Regions from separate parts of the Homo sapiens genome. Here region 2 is linked to region 1. A link is a loop called in an ENCODE intact Hi-C map of the cell type or tissue named here. Cell type or tissue: heart right ventricle. All regions are shown on one strand. Each heading gives the region's core, and the rest is flanking DNA. Links, peaks and the distances in the headings are about the cores only.

The links. Peaks named below come from ENCODE experiments on the same cell type or tissue, not always from the same donor. Only the 100,000 strongest peaks of a DNase experiment are listed, where the experiment ranks them.
Region 2: a loop joins it to region 1, with 2.8 times the contacts of the local background. A loop is called at or near these places in 2 of 110 quality-filtered maps.

The regions. Positions count from the first base shown.
Region 1 is chr11:58,175,236-58,183,584 of GRCh38, reverse strand. It overlaps OR9Q1 (olfactory receptor family 9 subfamily Q member 1), which reads right to left. Exons shown (of 3, transcript NM_001005212.4): 3 at 1,969-4,154. The coding sequence starts at 4,140. The coding sequence ends at 3,208. Among named protein-coding and RNA genes, the nearest start is that of OR9Q2, 9.7 kb to the left of the region's middle. In heart right ventricle, for the core only: no CTCF peak of the experiment used is centred there; a DNase peak (open chromatin) is centred at 3,761.
Region 2 is chr11:58,091,892-58,100,240 of GRCh38, reverse strand. The region is part of intron 2 of OR9Q1 (olfactory receptor family 9 subfamily Q member 1); the gene reads right to left. Among named protein-coding and RNA genes, the nearest start is that of OR9I1, 29 kb to the left of the region's middle. In heart right ventricle, for the core only: no CTCF peak of the experiment used is centred there; no DNase peak of the experiment used is centred there.

The DNA of each region.
Region 1 (8,349 bases), core at 262-8,261:
TGTTTGGGGCAGAAAATGGTGGGAGGCCCTCCTGAAGCCCACTAGAAAGGTCATGCTACCAACAAGTCCCTTCTTTGACAGCTCCTGAGGACCTGGCCCCTGATAGTGAAGGTCTGCTTGAAGGGCACCCTGTGTTGGCAGACACTTGAGAAAGGTAATGGGAGGAGCTGGCCTGAGCGCCTGGTGTGAGACCAGGCAGGATGCAGATGGATGCTACCATTGCTATTCCCTTGTGAGCTGGATGTCCAAGGTTTCTCTTCGGAAGACCTTGTTATTCTCCTTTTAGGTACTATAGCCACATTCAAAACATCCCAGTAGATGGTGTTTCCTGGTTTGAGTAACCTGGATTTCCCTTAAGCAGATTTCCAAAAGCAGATTTTTTCAAGCTTTATTGAGGTATAATTGCTATGCAAAAAAAATACAGTTATTTAATATACATTTTGGTGAGTTTGGACATACACATATCATATATCTGTCACCTCCAAAAATTTTCTAATGTTCTTTTGTGGGTTTTCTTTTTTGTTGTTTTCTGGGTTTGTGATTTTTGGTTTGGTTGCTTGATTGGTCTTTTGGTGGTAAGACTATTTAGCATGAGATCTATCCTTTTAACATGTTTTAAAGTATTCAATATATTGTTAACTATAGATATTATGTTGTACAACAGGTGGCCAGAACTTATTCATCTTGCATAACTGAAACTTTATGCTGATTGAACAATTCCCCTATTTCTTCCTCTCCCCAGCTGAGGCAATCACCATGCAACTCTCTGCTTCTATGAGCTTGACTTAGGTTGGTGAAAAGGTATTGTGGTTTTGCCATTGAAAGTAATGGCAAAAACTGCAATTCCTTTTGCACCAGCATAATATTTTTGGACACCTCATATATAAATCATGCAATATTTGTCCTTCTGTGACTTGCTTATTTAACTTAGCATAACGTCCTCTAGGTTAATCCATGTTGTCAAAAATGGTAGGATTTCCATTCCAGAATTAAAATAACTGAACAAAAAGAACCACAGGTTTTTTATTTGGATGAGTTCAACACAAGGTATAGCAGAATGTAAGGAAATATTCACACCTATTTACAATCAGGTAACTTCCCTATTGTCAACTTTTCTTAAAAATGTCATAATTGAACCCCGACTCATCTTCCATACCTAAATGGAAAGCATTTTTTAACTTTTCCTGAGCTCTATTTATAGACTAAAAAGTAGATGATGTTCCGTATACAACATGGGGTTTCATGACCACTAGTTCCTACAGCCTTTTCACTTAGCCCTTCCTTCTTGAACATAAATCTGCAGATACTTGTTTAGAATTTAATCAGAAGGAGGCATTCATTTTTTTTCTTCTACCTGGCAACTTATTCTCTTAGTAGCCCCTTTCCATTCATCGTGTACTTCCTGACTTCTGGTAGATTCTAAGACAGCAAATAATTCCTTAGTATACTGCTTTTATTCACACAGACACAACCAGGAGGGAATTTCATATCACTGATTCAAGCTTTCCAACATTTCTTTAACATTTTTTACACAACCTGTAACACAATTGACACATATACTATTTATTAATCATCCCCCTTAGTAAAGCTATAAATTTTAAGCCTGGGTTTTCACAACCAGACAAAACACTATTAAAGGGATAAAATATTTCTTGTGAAAATTACAATATGTACTTTAAAATATTCTGTCTTCTAGAATAAATATAATGTCTTTAAAGATTCAGATGTGTTTTATTTTACTATAAGCCACCTTCCATTGAATATCCTTTGGCTACCTGCATGCTGAGTCTCCCACCTTTCACATATCTTCTTCCCATTTAAAGTCTTGTAACTGGAATTCTGTGTTTCACACAGCATTTTTGTCTGGCTGAGTTTAAAATCATCCTAGGTTTGTAAGATACCGTCACCCTCTCCCCACCTTTCCCTTTCCACAATTGTTTATATCAATCACATACAGGGTACCCTGGATTTTTTGTTGTTGTTGTTTTGGTTTTGGATTTTTTTTTTTTTTTTTTTTTTTAGTAATCCAGGAGACAGGAAAAGAAGTTTGAGTTCCAGGTATAAAAATTTGTTTAAATGAAAAAAAATTAATAGATGGGGCCTGCTCTCTTCCAGTGCCTTGGGTTTGATTGAGACAAGTCCCCTGTGATTAGAGAAGTAAAGATTAAGAACAGACAGATTTTGTGAGGCTTTGGATGCAGGCTGAGCTGCTGCAGAGTGCAGGGACCCAGGATAGGCGAGGACCACCCTCCTGCCTATCGCCATGTGGAATGCAGCAATGTTCTGCCTCCCTGAAGGAAAAAGCTTTCAGAACACAGAGAGTCAATGTCTATGATACAGACACTGAAGACGCCATTATGGGCAGTGGGAATGGTATAACTTTGCTAAGTGGATTTTTAGTCATGCCATATGACGAGAGAGAACTGTAATAGGTAGGAAGAAAAAGAACAGGGCATATATCCAGAGGTGATAGCAATTGACAGACATGTTATTGTAGGCATTGTTAAAAGTTTGTGTGAGGCCTTCTTGAGAACTACTACCAGAATATTAAGGCATACCTTGAGTAGGGTCAGCTTTGCTAATTGGATCATCAAACGACCATAGTTTGATCATTAAAAATAAATGTAATCTAAATATTGAATCCTAATTGATGATATAATTCTGAAGTGCATAGAAGTAAAGGGTACTAATGCTGATGTCCGGAACTCACCTTGAAATGAATCAAAAAAAGGTGGTTTGATGAGTGAATTGATTGATGAATAAACTCACGGATAGATTACATCTATGTAACCAAGTAAAGACAGCAAATATTAGCAATTACACAATCTCAGTACTGAGTATAGGAAACTTCCTACATATTATTTTTAACATTTCTATATGATGAAAATCTTTCATTAAAAATTTTGCAAAAAAAATTACTCTTATAATCACAGACAGGTGAAGTGTGCCATATTTGGATTGCACAGGCTTTAATTTCAAATCCTTTTGTCACTTGTCCTGGGAATCAAAACTCCCACTCCAATCTCTTTTCAGGTTGACTTTTCCTTGTCTTCCTTCCTCTCCCTGGAGCTAAAAGTTCTGGTTCTTTTTTATACCTAGTACCATAATATATTCATTTAAACATTGAGCATGCTATAAATAATGAGCGTCCAGAATTCTGACACTACAGAGTAGGTGGTTCTCGGGATTTTCCAAGTTTGGAGATGGTTAGGACAACTTGGCTCTATTGAGAATTTTTCTCAGGGCCTCCTTCACTTCCTTGTTCCTCAGGCTGTAGATGAGGGGATTCAACATGGGGATGACCTCTGTGTAAAGCACAGACACTACCCGATTCTTCTCCGAAGACTGATCTGAGTTACCTCTCAAGTACATGAAGATGAGGGTACCAAAGAAGAGTGACACAGCAGTGAGGTGGGAGGTGCAGGTGGAGAAGGTCTTGGCCTGGCTTCCAGCAGGGATCCCCATGATGGCCACGATGATAAACAGGTAGGACACCAAGATCACCACCATGGAAGCAGGGATGACAAAAATGGCAAACATAATAATCAGCACTTCTTGAGTGTAGCTCTCCCCACAGGTCAACTTTAACAGAGGAGGGAGGTCACAGAAAATAAAGTCAATCTCACTGGTTCCACAGAAGGAGAGAGTGAAGGCTGAGACTGTCCGCACCAAGGCACTGATGAGACCAGCAACGTAAGCCCCAGCCACAAGACTCAAGCGGGCCTGCTGTGTCAGGATGGTGACATAAAGCAGGGGCTGGCACACAGCCAAGTAGCGGTCATAGGCCATGAGGGCCAAGAGGTAGCAGTCGATGGAACCAAAGAAGGTGAACAGAAAGAACTGAGCAGCACAGCGTGTGTAAGATAAAGCTGCCCCATGCTCCAGCAGCACTGCCAGCATCTGGGGGACAGTGATAGATGAGTAGCAGACGTCCATGAAAGCGAGGTGACTCAGAAGGAAATACATTGGAGCGTGGAGCTGGTGATCCATGAGGATCAGAATAATCATCTCTAAGTTCCCCAATACGGTGATGAGATACATAAATAAAAACAAGAGGAAGAGAGGGAGTGCCCATTCAGGATATTCAGTGAATGCAATAAGGAGGAACTCGGTCACCAAGGTGAGGTTCATCTCTGCCATGACACCAGTGGTCCCTGAGACATGTAGAATGGGAAGCAAGTTAGGAAGGTGCAAATAGGATTTACCTGTATTTGTAGTTCACATTTATTGAAAATGTACTGTGGACAAAATATGCCAGGTGTGCCAGGTGCTGTGGCTCACACCTGTAATATCAGCACTTTGGAAGCGAGGCAGTGGGATCACTTGAGCCCAGGAGTTCGAGACCAGCCTGGCCAACATGGTGAAACCCCATCTCTACTAAAAATGCAAAAAAAATTAGCCATGCATGGTGGTGAGCACCTGTAATCCCAGCTACTCGGGAGAGAGGCACAAGAATCATTTGAGCCTGGGAGGTCAAAGCTCCCATCTTGGCAGTGAGCCGAGATGGCACCACTGCACTCCAGCCTGGGCAACAGAGTGAGAGCCTGTCTCTCTCTCTCTCTCTCTCTCTCTTTCTTTCTTTCTCTCTCTCTCTCTATAATATATAAAATATATATTATGTATATTATATGTAAATATATATTATATATAAATATATAATATATAAATATATAATATATATAATATATAAATATATATATAATATATACATATAAAATATGTCAGGTGTGATGTAGGGCTTCAGAGATGACTGATCTTAGCTCCTGCCATCAACGAAGTCCTGTGGCATAGAGTCATCTTAGCATGTTGACAAAACAGATACAGGTAAACATTCTCAGAACAGGGGTGCACATTCTCGCACCTCTATTGCTAAGTAGCTGTGTGAGCTCTGCAAGCCAGATAGCCATTCTGAGCCGAAACTTCCTTATTGCTCCACCAAGTGTTGACACATGGTCTCTTGCCTACCATTGTAATATCCGTGTCAGGACTCTATCCCTTTTTCTCCGTGACCACAACTCCTCCCTGATATCAAATCCTCTCCAACTGTCACCTGGATTAGAACAACATCCGTGGAACTAATTATTCTCCTTGTCTATATATTTGCTTCTTCCAAATTCTTCCTCCTCACTGTGGTCAGAGTGATAATTCTAAGACATTAATTTGATCACATCTGATTCCCCTGTTAAAAATCATGCCACGGTGCCCATCATGGAAAGGATATTTTTGGAGAGTCCTTGTGATAATTTAACGCATCCATATAATTTGTAAAGATCAAATCAGAGTAACTAGATGTCCACCACCTTAAATATTTGTCTTTTTAAAGTTCGAAATACGCAAATTATTTGCCTCTATTTTGAAATATGCAATAGATTACTGTAATCTGGGATGGGATAATATTTTGACTCCTCCACATGTTGGAAATGCCTCTGTGAGATCTCCTCTGCTTATTTCTTCATGTTCCTTTCTTGCTTCTAAATCCTGATACCCACAGCCACACTTCACCCTCTCACGCTTCTCTCCAGACGTATTGAATTATTGGCAGCTTCTCTAATCTCCCCCAGGTTCTCCTACATCTCTGCACTTTCAACAGGACAAACCCCTTCTGCCTAGAACACCTCTTTTGCATCCTCCAAGTCCTAGCCAACTCTTACCCTACCTTCAAACCTCAACCCAGATCGCACTTTCTACAGGAAAGTTCTCTCCTGTCTGCCTTCCCTGGTCAGAGCACGTGCTCCTGGAGCTCAGCACATGGTAAAGGTTTAATATTTTCTCATGGAATAAAGTTACCAAATAATATATGAGGCACCTTGCAAAGGGAAATGTGCTATACACATGTTCAATGAATTACTTTTATTTTTGTGAAAGTGTTTAAAAACAGAAAATGCCCGAAGTCTAAGAACTCACTAAAATTGATCAACAGTCACGAAGCCCATAAGCCATTCTTGGGTTTATACTTTTTTCCTCAACCTAACAATGTGCTTACTTAGCAGAAAGCTGTTACCTTCATTAGAGCCTCTTCATTTACCAAAAATGCTTTTATAAGAACTGATATTGTCCTTAATAATAGAAAACAGATAAACACTATTCTAAATTATTTATATATTAACTCATTTAATCCCCACAACCACTACATGAGGTAGGAACTTTTCTTATCCTCATTTTACGGATAAAGAAACCAAGAAAGAAAGGGCTTAAGTATCATTCCCAAGGCTGCACAGCTCAGAAGTGGTGGAACGGCCATTAGAAACAAAACTGTACACAGAATCTCTGTTTAGTTTATAGCAAGATTTTACTGCATCACCTGATTATTCCAACAGCCTCTACTCAGAAGGTGTCCATCATTAATTAAACAAACATAAATACCAGCTCTGCAGTCTATTAATATCTGAAGACTGATAGAGGCTTTTGAGCTAACAGTAAGTTCTTTGGCAGAGTTGTAGTGCAACAGGATAGAAAGGACATTGGATCACCTTTAAAGCATAAGACTTTGGCAGCTATGATTGTGTCAGACTGACCTATTGGGAAAAAAATGATAATTAAAGGAAATTGGATCTGGTGATCTGAATGGAGCAGGAACCAAGAAAACCAGGTCAGTTTCTTCACCTGAATTCCACATCTTTACCTGGCAGGTCCTCTTCTCTCTTTGTCCACTATTTTTCCTTAATGTCTAAAAGGTCATTTCTCACCCACTGCTTGGAGAAATCCTAAGGGTGTAGGGGCAAAAGTATTCTGCTGAGCATCAGGAAGTCTGGGTGGTTCTTGTTGCCCTCCCAGACTTGCTCAGTTATAATGCTAAGCAAATCTCCTGGAGCCACAGTGTCCTCTTCCCTCCTACATTCCTCACACACATGCACACACAATGTGTGCATCAATATGGGGACAATAATAACTTCACTGCCTGAAAGTCAGTCCCTGGACCCTACCATCCTCAAGATCCTTCTAGCCACTTCTTTTCCGCCAAAGACACCGTTTTATTCTTTGTGTTTCCAGATCTGCAAAATCTGATTAGGTTGCACTCTTCACTGGTTTTTGTTCAATTCCAGGCAGGGACAGCAGAGATTGGGGAACAGCCTCTTCCTGTGGGCTCCCAGCTCCAACACAAATCTCTTTGGAGAAGACACTAATAATTGCTACAAAAGCTCTGAGGTCTCCAATCAATGGCTAAAGTGTTCTCTAAGGAAAGGCAATTATTGCACATGTAGGTTTCTCACTAGGCACCTACATAGGAGGAGAAAAGACTTTCTTCCCAGTCACGGTTCTCAAAGCCCTGCCATGCACCCACTGAGTGGGGTTTAAAAGGCCTGAATCCTAGTTCTGCATGGTCCTTTGAGGAGTTAGATGTATCTAACTTTAATTTCTTCCATCAGAACAATGTCAGAAGTTATGCCCATTGCCACCTTCACCACTGTGGCCATATCTGGAAGAAGAGTGCTTTGGAAGCACAGGACTTTGCTCCACATTACCCAGGAGGGCCAACTGGGTACCCTACACAGAAACCTCAGCAAGACACATCATGTCTTCTGTTTGCCCTCTCTGGGAGTCAAGTGCCTCATTAAAATCTTTCCCTTTTTTTTTCTTTAAATGCAAATGAACACATGGAGAAAACAAAAGCCTGGGATGTTGCTCAGAGGAGAAATTGGCAAGTTTGTCTTATTGGCATAGCTTTTGCCAGCTCTCTACATCTTTGACACAATAGTATTGTTTTAGCCACAAATTCATAGGCATTTTGTTGAGTCATTGAATTTTGACATGTCTCAATTCAAAAAAAAAAAGGAAGATAAGGAAAAACAGAATAATTGCCCTCTTTGACAATTATGATAACCAAGAGAAAATGGAACCATGTGGTACATTGACTCGTCGCTGTGCTAAGAGTTCTAAAAGAGAGCAAGAGATGTGAAATGAAACAAAAAAAAACCACAATGCCTACCTATGAGGAACATGCAGCCTAATAGGTGAGATTCTTATCCATTCTATAAGATAACAAGTACTAAACTCCTAAGCAAGGAGTAGGTACAGTACTATGGGAATAGTAGTATTATGGGAATACTATTCCCTCTACTATGGGGATAGTAGTAAACAATCAAGAAGCAGGTAAGTTACTAGGGCAAGATTACTTACAGGTAGGGTAAACTGGGGAGGGCTTCGCAGAGGAGGTGGACTTTGTCAGTTCGGACAGAAGAGAGAGTGGGAGAATGATGGGCAAAACTCTTTAGGAAAGGGGGTCAGCACATATATGGGCAGGAGAGCCCAAGGGATACTCCAGGGACAGTGAGTGACATTGCTCCTGACCTTGAGACTGTCCGCTACCATCTGACTCCACTGCTTTCTCCACTGAGAAAATCTTTTGTT
Region 2 (8,349 bases), core at 294-8,293, 83 kb after region 1:
TTCCATTGAGAGTTAGAGTCTACAATAAATGTGGCAAAGTGATGTTGTATGAGTTCTGAGCCAAGGTTTCAAGAAGACTTACAGCTTCTGCTCTCACTCTCTTGAAATGCTGCTCCAAGGGTTAGCATTCTTAAGGATGAGAGACTACCTGGCGTGGGAGAGCCAGCCAACCCAGCCCACCTAGCTTTGTAACCAGCCTACACTATGTGGAACAGAAACTAAGGCACCCCATCTAATGTGATTTACAAAATATTACGAGTCAATAAGTGTGTGTCATTTTAAGTAACTAAATTTGGGAGTAGTTGATAGTCACCAAAAGGATGTATGTTGTAACTTAAGCACAGCTATTTTAAAAAATGATTCAAACAAGTATGGCTAAAAAGCCAAAAGACAAGCTAAAACAAAATAGTAAGGAAAAAACATGATTGATTCAAAAGAAAGGAAAAGAGAAACAAGAAAACAAAGAGAAAATGTGACAAATAGAAAGGAAATTCCCAGATAAAAAACTTAAACTGGGTCACATCAGTAATTTCATTAGATGTAAATGGATGAAGCCGATCAACCAAAAGACAAAGACTGCCATACTATTAAAAATAAGATCCACCTATATGCTACTTGCAAGGGACACAGTTCAAGGAAAAGGACACAAATGGGTTGAAAATAAAAGAACGGAAAATTATATGCCACACAAACACTAAGCATAAGAAAGCCAGGGTGCCTATATTAATGTTAGACAAAAGAGACTTTGGAACAAATAATATAACCAGAGATAAAGAAAAACATTTCATAATGACAAGATGATGAATTTATCAGATGGACCATAACAACCTTACATATCTGTGCACCCAATAACATAGCTTCAAAATACAATAAGGTATAATGTACAGAAATAATGTTATATATATTATGTTATATGTTTTATATATTATATTATGTTATATATTTTATATTATTTTATATATTATATATAATGTATAGAAATATATAATTTATAGAAAGAGTAGGCAAAAAATCATTTAGGATAAATAAGATTTGAAAAACACTATTAAGCAACCTCACCTATTTGATATATAGGAAATGCTACATCCCAAACCAGCAGACTTCAAATTCCATTCAAGTGTATATAGAATATTCACCAAAATGGATCACATGTTGGTCAGGTTTAATAAATCACAAAGGATTGAAATCAAACCAAATATGTTATTTTACCACAATGGTATGAAACTAGTAATACAAGTAATTAATAACAAAAAGAAATTGAACAACACACTCCTAAATAACTCATGCATGGATGAATAAACCATGCATAGGAATAGGAAAATACTTTAAAATCAACACTAGTGAAATAAACATGAAACTTAATGGGATGATTCTAAAGTAGTGTTTAGAATTCTAAATGACTGTAGTAGGAAAGAAAAATCTAGAATCAATGATCCAAGCTTCCGACTCAAGAAGCTAGAAAAAGAAAATCGAATTAAATCCAAAGAAAATCAAAGAAGACATAAGAACGAGAAGACATCAATAAAACAGAAAACAGATGAATGTCAATTATACCTCAACAAAGCTGCTAATAAAAATAGATTATTTATTTATTTATTTGTTTATTTTAGACGGAGTCTCGCTCTGTCGCCCAGGCTGGAGTGCAGTGACGTGATTTCGGCTCACTGCAAGCTCCGCCTCCTGGGTTCATGCCATTCTCCTGCCTCAGCCTAAAAATAGATTTTTAAAACTCCAACAAAGTTAATTTTTGTCCCTTGAAAAGATTAGTAAAAGGCATAACTACCAATAATGTAAATGAAAAAGGGCATTACTACAGATTCTATTGATATCATAAAATATGAGATATTGTAACTAGCATGACAAAAAAATTTGACAAGTCAAAAGAAACAAATTCCTTAATAAAGTTAACTTTCATAAACTAAAACAAGAAGAAATAGAATCTGAATAGTCACATATCTGTTAAAGAGTCATATATCCTGTTAAAGAAATTGAATCTATAATTAAGAACACTTCACTCCCACTCCATCCCCACGACGGGATAAAAAACCCCGGGTGCAGATGATTTCTCTCAAACATTTAAGGAAGAAATGCCAGTTCTATACATATTTCTTCAAAAAATAGAAGAGGAAAGAGCAATGTTCAACTTGTTTTTTTAGTTAGCTTTATTGAGATTTAATTGATATAAAGAGTTTTGCCACATATATACACAATTACCGTAATCAACATAAAGGACATATCCATCACTCCAAAAAGTTTCTTCATGCAACTTGGTAATCCATCTCTCTCCCATGCTCCATTTCCTTACAAACGCTTATCTGCTTTGTGTCATTGTCGATCACTCTGCATTTTTTACAATTTTACACAAATTGAATCAAAAGTATTAACTCATCTTTGTTTGGCTTTATTCAGCATAATTATCTTGGGATTTATCCATGTTGTTGCATGCACCATTAGTTCTTTTTGATTGCTGAATGGAATTTCCTTAAATGGATATACCAGAATGTGTTTACTCATTCACCTGCTGATGAACATTTAGATTGTTTTACATTTTTGCCTGATACAAACATGGCTGCTATGAACATTCATGCAGAAGTCTGTGTGTGGATATATGACGCCATCTTATTTGTCTTGAGCAAATAGCTAGGAGTGGAATACCTAGGGTTTTATGGTAGACAAATGTTTAAATGTTTAAGCAACTGCCAAACTATTTTCCAAAATGGTTTTACATTTGACATTACAACAACAATAGAGAGTTACAGTTTCTTCGTATGGCTTCCAACACTTGGCATGGTCCATATAAAATTGTATGACATTGGAAAGTATTTGCCAGTTTCTTATAATGTTAAATACACATCTAACCTATGCCCCAGTAATTCCCTTTCCTTAGTATATATGCAAGAGAAATGAATGCACATACTCATTCAAAAAGGCTTTTATAAGAATGTCCTCAGAAGCTTGATTCACAACAGCTCAACACTGAAGACAACCCAAATGTGTATGGACAGAATAATGGATAAACAAACTGTAGAATATTCATATTTATACATACAACGACATGGGCAAATCTCAAAAAATATTATGTTGAATGAAAGAAGCCAAGGCCGGGTGCAGTGACTCACACTTGTAATCCCAGCACTTTAGAAGGCCAAGATGGAGGATCGTTTAAAGATGGGAGTTTGAGACCAACCTGAGCAACATGGTGAGACCCCCATCTCTACAAAAAATATTTAAAAATTAGGCAGGGCACAGTGGCTCACACCTCTAATCCCAGCACTTTGGGAGGCCAAGGCAGATGGATCACTTGAGGTCAGGAGTTCGAGACGAGCCTGGCTAACATGGTAAATCCCTGTCTCTAGTACAAATACAAAAATTAGCCAGCCATGGTAATGGGCAACTGGAATCTCATCTACTCAGGAGGCTGAGGCAGGAGAATTGCTTGAACCCGGAAGATGTAGGTTGTAGTGAGCCGAGATTGCGCCACTGCACTCCAGCCTGGGTGACAGAGCAAGACTCCACCTCAAAAAAAAAAAAAAAAAAGAGACTGTCTCAAAAAAATAAAATTAGCCCGGTGTGTATGGTGCAGGCCTATAGTCCCAGCTACTCAGGAGGCTGAGGTGAGAGGATCACTTAAGCCCAGGAGGTAGAGGCTGCAGTGAGCTGATAGTGCCACTGCACTCCAGCCTGGGTGACACAGCAAGACTCCATCTCTAAAAATTAAAACATTATATATTACCAAAAGAAGAAAGAATCCAAACACAAGAGAACATACTCCATGATTTCATTTATACGAAGCTTAAGTAGGCAAACTAATTTATAGTCATAGATGTCAGAATAGCGGTTGTCTGTGGAGGGTGGAGGAAGAATGATTGTCTGGACAGGGACAGGAAGGGATTTTCTGGAGTGCAGAAATCTTTAATAGTTTGATCTGTGTGGTGGTGATATGCATGCATACATATTTTTTAAATTCATTCAGCTATACATGTAAGATGAATGTATTTTACTGTATGTAAATTATACCTCAATAAAGTGCTGTCAGCATAAAACAGAAAACCTGTATTTGGTAGTTGGTTCTCCTGAAAAAAAAAAAAAAGGGAAAGGAAGAGAGAGAGAGAGAAAATGAGGGAGAAAGAAAGAGAGGGAGGGAAAAGTATATTTACAATTTCATGGCTTTCCAGAATAGTCTTTAAATACATATGTTGTCCAGGCATTCCAGTCAATGTAACATTTGTCCCAAATTTTTCATTTTTTTTATTATTAGTTTTGTAACTTTCAGTTTATACCTCCAGCTTCTACCACACTGAGACCTAGTATGGTGTGAGACATGTATGCATGGAACAGAGTTGTCACTTTGATGCGTATTTAAGTCTAAATGACAAATCAATCATATCTTATCTTGATTTTCCTGATTCTTTCCAGACTAAAATCTCTTGTCTTAAGAGAGCACTGATATGGTTTGGCTTTGTGTCCCCATTCAAATCTCATTTTGAATTGTAGTTCCCATAATCCCCACTCGCCATGGGAGGGACAAGGTGGAGATCATTGAATCATGGTGGTGATTTCACCCATCCTGTTCTCATGATAGTGAGCTAGTTCTCATGAGATCTGATGGTTTTATAAGGGGTTTCTCCCTTCATGCAGCACTCACTCTCTCTCCTGCTGCCATATGAAAAAAGACATGTTTGCTTCCCCTTCCACCATGATTATAAGTTTACGAGGCCTCCCCAGCCATGCAGAACTGTGAGTCAATTAAACCTCTTTCCTTTATAAATTACCCAGTCTCGAATATTTCTTCATAGCCACAGGAGAACGAACTAATACAAGCACACAAGATGCTCTCTATTAAAAATATGTATATGTCAGACACAAGGATCTAGGGAGGGCTAATTTCTGTGGTCTAGGGTGGCAGTAAGAGAATATCTATGCTGCTGCTCCTAGCAGCCACCTGGTGTACCAGCCAGTTGTATTATGGCCCATGCCATAGCATGGAAGATGCACAAAGCTGACAGGTTTTCCATTGGCAGGCTTTTAGGTATAAATGAAAAATGTGCAGAAAACAAGAACTAAAAAGCCCTGCTGTAGAAAATCTAGAGGGTAGTTTGAAAGCTCTTGCTACAGTGGTTTGGTCAGTTTTTGTATGATACAAAGCCACAGCAATATATTTTGTTTGGTAACCTTTTGTAATTTTGCAATAAATACTCTCAATAGCAGTAAACTCAAGAGATAGAAGTGCATGTTACTCAACAAAATTGACGAACATGTATTTTGCACAAAATGTTTGTCAGAGTCTATCATCCCTTGTGGAAGTAATAGTAATGTCCATGAGGATTTGAAAACTAGAAGATAAAAATCTGTTGAAGATGCATGAGGATTTGCTTTCAAAGACTGTGCCTGATGATAATGATTTAAAACACAACTATAGCAGGTGTGTTTACACGTCATTCTGTGAACCATGACTTTTCATTGAAATCAAAGGCAATTTTGTTCATTTTTTAATTTCAATTTTTTGTGTTCAAAAAGAATAAAGCAATACTTAGTAAAATATTGGTTCTAATAGCAAAAATAATATTTTGGACACAGTGAAATGGTGACAGTCATATAACATATCACTAAATGTTTCAAACAGAAAATCATTTAAGTTATTCCAATAATTTGATTTTTGCATTCAATTCAAAGTAAAGTGGTTGAAAGTTCATTCTGTCAGAGATAAAATATCTGACATTATTGTGAGTATTTAAATTCAGCTGGAAAACATCAACCTTAGAAACAACACTGTTTTGTTGTAGATGTATTTTGAGGGCGGTATTATATAAACTTAAAAGGTACATGTGTAATTTTCATTATGTGGATAGATTGTGTAGCAGTGAAATTGGGGCTTTTAGAGTATATATCACCTGAATAATTTGTACTAAGTAATTTTCAATCATCCATTCTGCTCTCACCACACCCACCCTTCCAAGTCCTCAATGTCTATCATTCCACAGTCTATGTCTATGTGTACACATTATTTATCTCCCATTTATAAGTAAGAACATTCAGTATTTGTCTTTCTGTGACTGACTTGCTTAGTTTAAGATAATGGCCTCCAGTTCCATCCATGTCACTGCAAAAGACATGACTTCATCCTTTTTATGGCTGAGTAGTATTCCTTTGTGTATATATACCACATTTTTAGTTCAGTCATATGTCAATGAACACTTAGGTTTATTCCATAGCTTTGTTTTTGTGAATAGTGCTGTGATAAACATATGAGTGCAGGCATATTTTTGATGTAAATATTTCTTTTCCTTTGGGTAGATATCCAGTAGTGGGATTGCTAGATCAAATGATAGTGCTATTTTTAGTTCTTTGAGAAATCTTCATATATTTTTCTAGAGGTTGTGCTAATTTACATTCACACTAATAGTGTATAAGCATTTCCTTTTCTCTGCACCCTTGCCAATATCTGTTATTTTTTGTCTTTTTTTTTTTTTTTTTTTTTTTTGAGATGAAGTCTCGCTCTGTCATCCAGGCTGGAGTGCAATGGTGTGATCTTGGCTCACTGCAACCTCCACCTCCCGGGTTCAAGCAATTCTCCTGCCTCAGCCTTCTGAGTAGCTGGGACTACAGGCACCCACCACCATGCCCAGCAAATTTTTTGTATTTTAAGTAGAGACAAGGTTTCACCGTGTTAGCCAGTACGGTCTCAATCTCCTGACCTCGTGATCTGCCTGCCTCGGTCTCCCAAAGTGTGCCTTTTTAATAGTGGCCATTCAGACTGGTATGAGACAATATTTGACTGTGGTTTTAATTTGCATTTCTCTGATGATTAGTGATGTTGAACATTTTTTCACATGCTTGTTGGTCATTTGTATGTTTTCCTTTGAAAAATGTCTGTTCAGGCTTTTAGCCCACTTTTTAATGGAATTATTTGGTATTTTTGTTGTTGTTGAGCTGTTTGAGTCCCTTGTAAATTCTGGATATTAGTCCTCTGTCAGATGCATAGTTTGTAAATATTTTAAATTCAAATTTCAGTGAAATATAACATCATGATAAAAAATATTTTTATTGAATTATGAAATCTATGAAATACATATATTTGGAATCAGTGTGGTATGCATAATTTTGAAGTGCATCTAAACAAGTTATGATTGTCTTTCCATCAAAATAGAAGCTATAATTGCTCAAATTTACAAACATTTTTAGAATAGACAGAGTTAGAGAAGTTGAGTTACCAAATTTTTTTATCAACATGAAATTAGATACAAAAAAAAACAAAAATAAACAATAAACCCTTCTGCAGGGCAGTGCTGCAACTCATTGTTGCTTTCCTGCCTCTAATCCACAGGACCGGAGAAGTGTTTAAGCTTTTAAAATATGACTCTGTAACTAACCTACAATAGTATTGAATCCACTCGTGAACATTTTCTCAAAATTCTAGTTGTATTTTCTTCAAAATCAGTTAGAAATCTTTAGTCTTTTGTCACAAATTGTGGTAAATAAAGCACAAAAACATTCAAATTTTGAAGACATTAGCAAATTCCAAATATTGAAAACTGATCTTGCAAACTGGAAAGCATCAAAATTTATCCCCTGTATAAAAAGGAGAAACGAAAAAAGAAGCAAAAGCAGTGCATGACATGTAATTCTGAAAATGCATAATTGTGGCTTAGAATATATCGACTTGTAGCAAGAAAACTGTATCTTTTGATATAGTTCCCAATTTTAATTGAATGAACTTATATTTTGAATTAAAATAAAATAGTTGATAGCAACAATCATTTTTTCATATCTAAATTTGATGAAACATTCAAAATATATATTATTATGTCTTATAAAATTAATGAAAAACATTCTAACTGGAAAGCAAAAAAATTGCACATCAAAAATACAGAAGCTGAAAATTTTTTACAGTTCAGTGTAAAAAAAAAAATTAGAATTAAGAATATCCTTCATTTAAAAAGCACTAAATGTGGAAAGGAAAAACTGGTACCAGCCGCTCTAAAAAACACACAAAAATATACGACACTATGAAGAAACTGCATTAACTAATGTGCAAAATAACCAGCTAGCATCATGATGACAGGGTCAAATTCACACATAACAATATTAACCTTAAATGTAAATGGGCTAAATGCCCCAATTAAGAGACACAGACTGGCAAATTGGATAAAGAGGCAAGACCCATTGGCGTGCTGTATTCAGGAGATCCATCTCACATGCAAAGAAACACATAGGCTCAAAATAAAGGGATGGAGGAATATTTACCAAGCAAATGGAAAGCAAAAAAAAAAAGGCAAGGGTTGCAATCCTAGTCTCTGATAGAACAGACTTTAAACCAAGAAAGATCAAAAAAGACAAAGAAGGGTATTA